2 separate regions of the Homo sapiens genome follow, and region 1 is linked to region 2. The links are chromatin loops, found by intact Hi-C in ENCODE. Cell type or tissue: PC-9. All regions are shown on one strand. Each heading gives the region's core, and the rest is flanking DNA. Links, peaks and the distances in the headings are about the cores only.

Region 1 (5,388 bases), core at 78-5,077, 64 kb after region 2:
CTTGGGGTGTGGTTAGAGCCTAGTTTTAGAAATTACCAATCATTTGGGGTGCTGAACATAATTTCCAGCTCTATCATTCCCAGCTGCATTCATGTCTCCAAGCCTTGGTGTGTCCTGCGCAAGTATAGATAATAGTTACTTTGCAAGTGTGTCAGTTATTAATTTATTGCCTCTCATTTCCACATGCACTCTTCAGCATATGTTCTGTGATAACAGGAGTTTTTAAAGCATTTCTAACTTAAATTGAGCACAATGCTAGGTTTTCTTAATAGAGGATGCTGGAAGGACAATGGGAAAGAAGAGGTTTCCTGCAATTTCTGGTGTGGGATGGGGAGATGAGCAGTGTGGGTGTGAGGCTATCTGGTAGAGACTGTCCCAGCCACAGGCTCAGGATGCAGTCTCTCTGTGATCTTGCAGCCTAGGCCTGACAATGCCCATTCTGCAGCTCACTTTACATGGAACCTGGAGCACTGTGCAGCTTGTATGCAGCTGCCAGGGCCCAGAGACTCACAAAACAGGTAGTCATTCCTTCTGCATTCTCTGCCACATTCCCTTCACTCTGAAGGCCTAGCCAGTGCCCAGATTCCCACTGCATATTCATGCCACCAGTTCCTGCTCACATGCCCACTACTTACACTCTGGAAGGTGGCCTGTCATTTGCCCAGCAACTCTAGACCAATTCTAGCCTGGCTAAATTATCAAACGTCTCCACTGTCTAGTGGTTGAACCACCCCTTCTCCAACAAAGTCTTACCCTCTTCCAAATTTCCTTTATTGGTTACTATCAGTCCTGGAGTACTATATAAAATTTCTTCTTATCTTTTAGTTTCTACTTTATTATAGTTTAATTATTCTTTATATTCAACTTTCCCTGTTTAACCATTATATGGTTTCTATCTCCTGACTGGACCTGGACTGCAGCAGGATTTATCATGAGGAGTACATGAAGTAACATTTGGCATAATAAACGATAACAATTATAGCTAATCTTGTTATGTCTTCCTTCTCTCCAACAAAAACCTAAAATTCGCTTGTAAAAATATGTGTGTGTGTGTTTAAGGACTTGTCTGTGGGCATGACTAAGTTCATTCAATGCTAGTTGTGCTTGTCCTTCAGTGTGCTACACTGTCACTTATTACCAGAAATGTAGATTTGAGGGCTTTAAAATGTAGATTTTAAAGGAAGCTTTAAGATCATCTAGTTCAACTCCATAGAAAGAAATTGATTAACAGTAAAGCCAAGATTCTTGCTCAACGTCACAGTGAATTCTGGGTGTACCTGTAAAAGAAGCCATCTATCTTGACAACCAGTCCAGGGTTTTCTCTATAGCTGGAATTTATTCTCTATATGAGTTTTAAAGACAGAATAATCTAGATGGCTGTATTAGTTTCCTAGGGCTGCCGTAACAAATCACTACAAACTGGTGCTTTAAAAAAATGGAAATTTATTGTCTCACAGTTTTGGAGGCCAGAAGTTCAACAACTGGCAGGGCTGTACTCCCTCAGGGGCTCTTTGCCTCTCCCAGCTTCTGGTGGCTGCCCTTATTCCTGGGCTTATGGCTATATCACTGCCTCCATCTTCACATTACCTTCTCCTTTATATACCTGTATTCTCTGCTTTGTATCATTTATAAGGATGCTTGTCATTGGATTTAGGTTTTATCTGAATAACCCAAAGTGATCTCCTTATCTCAAGATCCTTAACTTAATTACATCTGCAAAGACCCTTTCTCCAAATAAGGCAGCACACACAAGTTCTGGGGACTAAGATGCACACATACTTTTATTAGGGCCACCATTCAGCCCTGTACAATGTTCTGTGTGTTTTTTTTATTTTTCTTTCTTTTTCTTTTCTTTTCTTTTCTTTTTCTTTTTTTTTTTTAATTAAGATGGTGTCTCACTCTGTTGCCCAGGCTGGAGTGCAGTGGCGTGATCTCAGCTTACTGCAACTTCCGCCTCCTGGGTTCAAGAGATTCTCCTGCCTCAGCCTCCTGAGTAGCCACCATGCCTAGCTAATTTTTTTGTATTTTTAGCAGAGACGGGGTTGCACCATGTTGGTCAGGCTGGTCTTGAACTCCTGACCTTGTGATCCACCCGCCTCGGCCTCCCAAAGTGCTGGGATTACAGGCGTGAGCCACCGTGCCCATTCTGTTTTGTGTTTTTAAAATAGATTTAGATCTCTAAGGTCCAGGATACAGTGCTTCATTAACTCAGTTAATAAAATACAGAAATGTTTTTCCAATAGTTATTTATTCCCCGGGCATATTATTTACCAAAGTGCTTTGCTTAGGTTTTGTAATAGTAGTCATGCTATGTGAACTTAGAGTGGGAAATACTTAGTCATTTTTCTATTATGTATCATAACTAGGTGTTTCACATAGCTGACAGGCTGATCCTAATGCAAACTTATGTATGAGGAGAAGCTGGCTGTGACACACCCTTGTGTAATATCTTCCCCACACCATCAGGCAGGGGCTTTTACTAATATCTGAGGTTAAACTTTAGAGGACATACCTAAATCTCTAAGAACTTACATAAAGCATTAGAAAATCCAAGGAAAATTTTGTCCCAGTGATCACATGGACCAGTCTGTTGGCTACATTTTATAGAGGTTTAACTACAAAAGTTTCCTTCAGGGGTTCAAATATAACCCATTATTTCTATGTTAAGCTGACATGCTGTGGAAGAGTTCCTCTTATATCCTACAACTTTGCCCCTTTTTCTTTCTCTTACATCACTTTACGTTTACTCCCATTTAGGTGGAAGTGTTTTTTTTTAATATTCATTAAATTAAATGAGGTTAATTTTGAGCATAATAATAGACTCTGCTTGAGCGGAAGGAATAGGTGCTGTGGTTGTGGAAGAGGGAAGAAGACATGTTCTCACATAGGAATGTTGGTTAAAAAATATGTATTAGATTCAGGATAATTGCTAGTAATTAATTCTAGAATGTAGACAGCAGGGAATGCAGGCTCACTCACCCTCCTATTACCCAAACTGGGTAAGTCTTCATAAAATTATGCTTTGTGATAGGTCATTTCCATTTCGTACTGGTACTGGTGGTAAAAAAAAAAAAATATATGATTTCTAAAAAATGTATTGGTGACTATCTTTTCTCTCACATATGTTTGTCTTTATTATTTTGGGATATGCTAGGAGTGATAACTTTTTCTAAACCAAGTTTAGGATCTTAAGATACAAATTAAGTTAGATTGGCTGAAAGCTAAATTCAGATGATTATATTTGCCAAACTTAATGTCAAAACACAAGTTGTTTCTTCTTTTCTTGCAGCAGCTAAAAACAAAAACAAAAGCTAAACTCTGCCTTCTAAAAAATGGAATTCCCTACAGAGAAGATTCCCTACATGTTTTTCTTTCTGACATTTAGATGACATTGAGTATCACTGATTCTTCTTACACATGTTTTCTATCAAGAAAAACTCAGAATTTCCTTCATAAAGGACAAAGCCATGAGTATTCTTGATACACAAATGCTTTAGAATCTGCTTGCTTTCTCTTTAAAGTGCTCTCTATTTCAAAGTTCTTATAATTCTTTTGACTTCAGGTAGAAAATCTCAATCAGGATGTTCTCTTTAACATTTGCAAATATCCTTTTCTGCAGGAAGACAATAGCAGTGGCATGGTCAGAGATTGCGGGGTGAACCTCGCAGCATATCAGAGAGTAGCCACTTGTGTTTGGGAACCTGGAAAGCTTTGTCCTGTCACTTTTCACAGTGCAATTGATGAATGGATTAGCGGAATGATAAATTGATGAAATGACAATGGAAGAAAAGAAAGAAATGGGTCTGAAAATAGAGATTTTCTGGTTTGACTGAAAAATACTGTTTATGCTTTCTAATACTCTACTGTCTGCTCTTTGCCTTCTCCTTTCCCTTGCCCACTCTCCTCTCCTCTTCCATCCTGGTCGCAATCTTTCACAGCTCCTCTTCCACTGCGTGCTGGGAAAGTCTACATATTCATTCAGTCAGCAAATATTTTTTGGGTTTAATCATGTGTTCTGCACTATGTTAGATGGTGGCTATAGAGTAACGAATAAACAAGATGGTGGCTCACATGGAGCTTTTAGTCTAGCAGGGAAGTTAGATCCTGAACTAGCAGTTCTGTGTGGCACAAAGTGGAAGAGTTCTTCACCAGAGTTCCAGAGAGCTGTTCCCTGTGAGGGAAGAGCTTCAGCAAGGTAGCCCAGATTCTATATGCAGGGCTGAGAATAGGACAGAGGTTCCCAAGCCCAGTGGCCAAGTGGAGGGCAGAATGGAAGATGGGCAATAAAGGCTCTGGAAGAAAGTGAAGAGACTTTTTGTAGCCACCTAGATTGAGAAGTTTTAAGAAGACAGACAAACATCTAAACTGTTTTTTTGGAAAGCTCTCTGCATGAAACACTATGTAAAATCCCTGGGCTTTTAAGGTAATACAAATAAAGATTTTTAAAAAATATATTCTGGCTGGGTGTGGTGGCTCATGCCTGTAATCCCAGCACTTTGGGAGGCAGAGGTGGGCGAATCACAAGGTCAGGAGTTTGAGACCAGCCTGGCCAATATGGTGAAACCCCATCTCTACTAAAAATACAAAAATTAGCCGAGTATGGTGGCACATGCCTGTAACTCCCAACCTCGGGAGGCTGAGGGAGGAAAATTGCTTGAACCCAGGAGGCGGAGGTTGTAGTGAGCCGAGATTGTGCCACTGCACTCCAGCCTGGGCGACAGAGAGAGACTCCATCTCAAAAAAAAAAAAAGTTATATATATATGTTCTGCAGGGTTTCCAGAATGGGATTTGCGTTTGTTTGTTTCTAGGTAACAACCAGCACTACAGTGCTGAGAGGAGGAAAGGGGGTCGGGCTTGCCTATAGACCGTCATCTCATCAACACTCTCGCTCATTGACTCTCACTCTGACTCTCTCTCTCTCTCTCTCTCTCTCTCTCTCCCCCTCTCTCCCTCTATCTCCCTCTCTCCCTCTCTCCCTCTCTCCCTCCCTCCCTCCCTCTCCCGCTCTCTCTTCCTCTCTCCCTCTCCTTCTCTCACTCTTCTTTTTCTCTTTCCCCTACCTAGTGTTCTTAGCTGGTGCTTATTTAATTGTCAGCTGAGTTTCATCCTAAAGAAATAAACCTTTTTTCCAATAATTCCTGCAAAATTTCTACTAAAACTTTCGATTAGCCCAGCTGTGCTACATGTCCATCCCAGAAGCAATCTGGGCAGGGTATGTAAAACTTTTACATAGGCAGGGTATATAAAACTTTGAAGGGCCTCCCTAGAGTTGGAAGTTGCAATTTATTGAATTATGAAACATCCAAATAATTACTTAGTATGCACGAAATGTTTGAAAAATATTTAGGAAAGATGAATGTTAACATAAATGATGAAGAATATTTACA
Region 2 (5,388 bases), core at 90-5,089:
CTCACTGACATACCTTGAGTGTCTAGAAAAGGTATTTGGCACGTAGTAGGTGCTAAGGAAATATTTGTATGGTGGATGAAAGACTTACCTGATTGCAAAGCCCATGATCCTTCTGCTGTATGGCCATCATCTCAATGAAAGAGAACTAACCAGTCAGATATTCTGTTCAAAGATCCTCTTACCCAGAGACTTCTTAGATGAATAATACCAAAGTTTTTATTTCTAATTTTGCTTCCAAGCAGATCAGTACCTTTCTGACAAAATTTTCATTTATATAAAGAAAAATCTTTTAATATATAACAGCCAATCCTGGCATACCTGAAGCTAGTATCTTTAAGGTGATTTTGTGTATCTATGTTTCCTGTTGAGAATCATCTCAGGTCCTAGTTTTTGAGCAGGGGCATGTTGCACAACACACTGAAACTGCCAATTAAAATGCTGATATCCTAGTACCCATAAGCCATTGAAATGTACCAAATTTACAATGTTGTATTCAAAGTAAAGTTTACCAACACCTAGGAAGAGCATTAATTTTTTTTTTGATCAAAACTTTTGGCCAGGTTTTTGGGTTGCTACGTTTGGTTATAATGCACATTGGTGACAGTTTTCTTTGCATATTTTGAACAGATGAGAAAATTAAGGTACCATTAAGAAAAGTAAAACTAAGAGGGCAGCGAGAAAGAAAATGATATTTGAATTCCCAGCTGTGGCTGTTGCAAACAAAACAACAACAACAACAACAACAACAAATTAGCCTGTTTTCGTGGACTTTCCAATTAATTACATGAGCCAAATAAATCCCTCCCCAGCAAACTCCCCCACCAACCCACTGTTTAACAAAACTGGTTTAATTTGGGATTTCTTTCTCTTGCAACTGAAAAGTCCTGACTAATAAAACAAGGTTCCACAGTAGAATCACCTCAATGTCCTGCATCTCATTCAATTACACATAGAATTCGTGTATAAAATAATGACGTGATGCTCTGAAATAATAATCAAAAATCAATATTAATCAATTATGTTTTAGTTTCTTCTTTTGCCCCTTATCTTCTTCCCTCTTCTCTTTGCTTCCCATTTTTCCTACTCTGTTAGCCTCTGTCTTTATTCCAAAAGGTTTTAAACTGGTTGCATCTCCTACATAAAAAGGAAGAAAAGTGGATGTTACAAGCAGATATTTGTGTCAATGGTTATAACAACACATTTTCTGATTATTCTTCAGCTATCAAGAAATTAAATAAACCAGTATTCTCATTCCCCAAATGCCCTGTTACCTGGCTAACAAATTTTCCTAGCAAGTAAAGAGTCATTCCATCATTCCATAAGGTTTTGTTTTTTTTTGTTGTTGTTTTTTTTTTTTTTTTTTGCACTTTGCCACTTACTAGTTGTGTTACCTGTTTAAATTATTTAACCTTCTGAAACTTGGTTTTCTTATCCCTAAATGAGAATTATGAAATCTGCCTGGAATGCTCCCAAAGTGTAATAATGTAATAAGACAGTAGATACTGGTCTGAAGTAGATGCTCAATAAATGGCAGTTATTTTTACATTATCTCTATGACATTACTTTTGCCCACTATTTTTAGAATCAGGAAGGAGAATGACATAAAGGTGTTCTTACTCAGTCTTTAAGAATAGCTAAGGAAAATAGGACATTGCTAAGTAAGCAAGAAAACTCCTGTTCCTATTTCGTGCTTACACTTGCAACAATGCAAAAAAGCTAAAAATTAAGTTTATTTTATGGTAACCTCCCAATTTTCTATCCCTGTACCAATGATTTCCTATGTTTCTCTTATTTTAAAGATTTGATCTGAAAGATAAAACCAGTGAGGTGTATCGGCAGAAGTGACAAAGTCCTAAGGGAAAGAATGTTCTTTACTCCCATGCAGATTCAGCATCCCTTTTCTATAACAGAGCAAACCGAGCTTTACTGGGTTAGCTCCACATTTGACTGCAGACACTGTCCCTTAAGCTAGATTTTTACCAACCACAATAATGGCATCTATTTCTCTTGCATCATTTCCATTCAACAAATATACATATTTTCAATGGCCTAAAACTCCAAGTATGCAAAGCATGCAGCCAGGAAGGGTGAAAGAATGCTAAAAGAAGATTGTGAAGCAAACATGGCATGACTTTGTTGTATCGGTTTTTCTTAGGCAGTTTCTTTTGGATGTTTTTTTTCTTCTTCCAGTGACCGATTAAATGTTCATGTCTATAGCAATGAGGACCCTTAAAATTAACTGAATATCTTAAAGTACAGAGTTTTTCATAACCATGCAATATGTCTTGAATTAATCTTTTATTTTTCTCATAATAGGTATCAGTACAAAAATAATGTCTTACATTTGCACAGTGCTCAGAGATTTACAAAATGCTTTCATACACTTTATCTCATTTTATCCTTCTAATAAAATAATAATGGAGGCAGAGTTTGCCTGCATCTGTCTCTCCATTTTAAAGTTGTAAAATTTGAGGTTTAATGTGTGTAAATATTTGGCCAAAGGTCACAAAGTGTGTAAGTGACATATTTGGTATCGATTTCTGGGCCTAAGTGCAGCACCATTTTTTGCTATAGCATATTTCAAGGGTTTTTTGTTTGTTTGTTTGTTTTTCTCGTTTACTTATTTTATCTATTTTAACACACTAAACTGAATACCTTCTTTGTGCTAGTAAAGTCTTGTTTTTCAGATGAATTCAGAACTCCTTTGTTTTCATTTGAAAGAAGGAGTCCATTTACTTTCCTACCAAATCAAGCTCCTGTAAGATACTGATTTGCCTCATCATCTTTTAGTAAGCTGAAAGTGGTTATTTTGGAAGTATGAATAGCTAGCTTACAGCATACTTACTCCACTTCCTTACCTACTAAAATCTTCATTTAGTTGTACATAGTGGGGGCACAAGACTATGCAGCAAATTCTGCACATTCTTGGGACATGTGTTTTAGAGTAGCTGTGAATAAATGGGGAAATCTCATGAAAGTTTTCTTGTCCTAAATTATTGAAGATTGATAAAGTGAGAGAGAGAGAGAGAGAGAGAGAGAACTTCCATGTATGCATTACCTCTTTATCCATGTTTTCTTTTTTTCTTCCTTAGTTGGGTAGTGATAAAAACTGGATGATGATATACTATGCTGAAATAGAATGTCTGGAAAGATTTGTCTGGACTAAGGATGCTGAACTGAAAATAAGAGAAGTGCTAATATTTCTTATAATCCAGGTTTTGCGCAATACTTCCCTCTATGCACCTGGTTCCCCTCCTTATTCCCCCACTCTTTTTTTCAATAATGGACCTTCTTTTCTTTGTTTGATATCTAAATGGTCTCTCTCTCTTTCTCTTTCTCTCTCTAGCAACAGCATATCATTAGTTTTACTCAAGAGTAAATTCAGGCTTCTATTCTTTCAGACCTAATGGTCCAAGGAGTCAACAAACTCATCTGGAACAAGTGCTGGATATTCCAGTACATCTCAGCTCAGCTGAGTGTTCTTGCTCTGGCTCTGTTATTGTTAACAGGGTTCATGTGGAAGTCATAAGTATCAAAAAACAAATGAAAATGCAAGAGCAGCATGAGACTCAGTGAGATGATTAAACTTTTGTATAATTGAAATTTCAGAAATGGGGAAGAGAGAGGATGAAGCAGAAGGAATATCTATGGATATAACTATGTTAAATTCTCCAAAGTAAAGATTCAGGAAGTGCAAGTGCTACCAAATTTAAGCAAATTCATGTTGTATTAAAATGGCTAAAAATCAAAGACAACGCTAAGGAAAATAAGGCATTAAGGAACCACTGGTAAGAAACAGAACTGACCTCTATCACAGAAAATTCCCCATTCCCAGAGTTGTGGGCCTTGACAACAAATGCCTGGCAGGATTGCGTAATTGTTATAAATCGGTGACTGCTATGATGCCTCTGTTGCTCTCTCTTTGGAATGTGAGAATCTGATTGAAGTTATCATCTCCCCATCTCACCAATGTATTTTGGATGTGTGGCATGAAAATAACTACTTAGTTCACAGATCCATGGCTTAAGAAGAGCCTCTCTCAAAATGCTGCCCTTGAGAAATTTCACCTAAGAAGCCTCATTTGCATCAGGACCCCATGCAGATGACTATAGCCTGGACTTCAAGCCCGATGCAGTGAGTGGATGAGATTTTGGGGGTCTTCAGAGGTGGTGAGTAAATCTGGTGTGTGGAAGAGATGTGAATCCATGGGGCCAACAGAAAGACTAGGGTAGATTTTTACAATAATGCCCCCAGTGAATCAAGCCTCCCAGTATCCAGGTGGCATAAAAAGTAGGTATCTTAGTTAGCTAGGGCTACCATAACAATATATTTTAATGTAGATGCCTTAAACAACATACATTTATTTTCTTACAGTTCTGGAGGCTGGAAATCTGAGACCAGGATGATATAGCATGGTTCTGGTGAAGGCTTGCTTCCTGGCTTGCCGATACCTACTTACTCTCTCTGTCCTCACATGGTAGAGAGATAAAAAGAGAGAGCAAGCTCTCTGGCATCTCTTCTTGTTAGGATACCGATCCCATCATGAGGGCACTGCTCTCATGGCCTCATCTGACCCCAACTATCTCCCAAAGGCTCTGTCTCTAAATACCATCCATTAGGGACTTCAACACATGAATTTGAGGGAAACAGCACTCAGTCCACAGCAGTGGGGGAAGAACAAAAAACAAGGAATCAATGCAACACATAGAAAATAGTTATAAAGACAATAGATATTAATCCTTTATATCAATAATCACTTTAAATGTGAGAGGTCTAAATATATCAACTAAAAGACAAAGATTGTCAGAATGGATTACAAAAAAAAAAGACCCAAGTAAATGTTGGCTGCAAGGAATGAATCTATGTTAAATATAAAACTCAGATAAGTTAAAAGTAAAGGAATGGAGGAATAAATACGATCCTGACACTCATCAAAAGAAAGCTGGAAGAGCCACATTAATATCACACAAAGTAAATTTCAGAACAAGAAAGATTATTAGGGATATAGAGGAGCATTACATAATGATACAGGAATCCATTCTCTAAGAAGATATAACAACGCTAAACTTTCATGAACCTGAGAACAGACTGACAAAATACATGAGGCAAAAACTAATAAAACTGCAATGAGAAAGAAAATATTCCGCCATGATAGTTGGTAATAGATCTCTAGAAGTACACATAAACTAACAAGTGATTTTCAGTTGAGAGAGGAACTGTTAATCTGGGGATAAAGACAGGAGAGTGACTTACTTTTTATTTTATGTCATTTTTTAACCTTTTCACTTCTGTATCCTTTACATCTACTTGTATTACAAATGAATACATAAAAAAGAAGGGAAAAAGTCTTTGGAATGAGACTTGAATTCAAATAACAATTCTGCCACA

What was found. Peaks named below come from ENCODE experiments on the same cell type or tissue, not always from the same donor. Only the 100,000 strongest peaks of a DNase experiment are listed, where the experiment ranks them.
Region 1: it touches region 2 in a loop (2.5-fold over the local background); 3 of 110 quality-filtered maps call a loop at or near these places.

The regions. Positions count from the first base shown.
Region 1 is chr6:71,606,489-71,611,876 of GRCh38, forward strand. No RefSeq gene overlaps it. Among named protein-coding and RNA genes, the nearest start is that of LINC01626, 190 kb to the left of the region's middle. In PC-9, for the core only: no CTCF peak of the experiment used is centred there; a DNase peak (open chromatin) is centred at 2,363.
Region 2 is chr6:71,542,225-71,547,612 of GRCh38, forward strand. No RefSeq gene overlaps it. Among named protein-coding and RNA genes, the nearest start is that of LINC01626, 120 kb to the left of the region's middle. In PC-9, for the core only: no CTCF peak of the experiment used is centred there; a DNase peak (open chromatin) is centred at 2,057.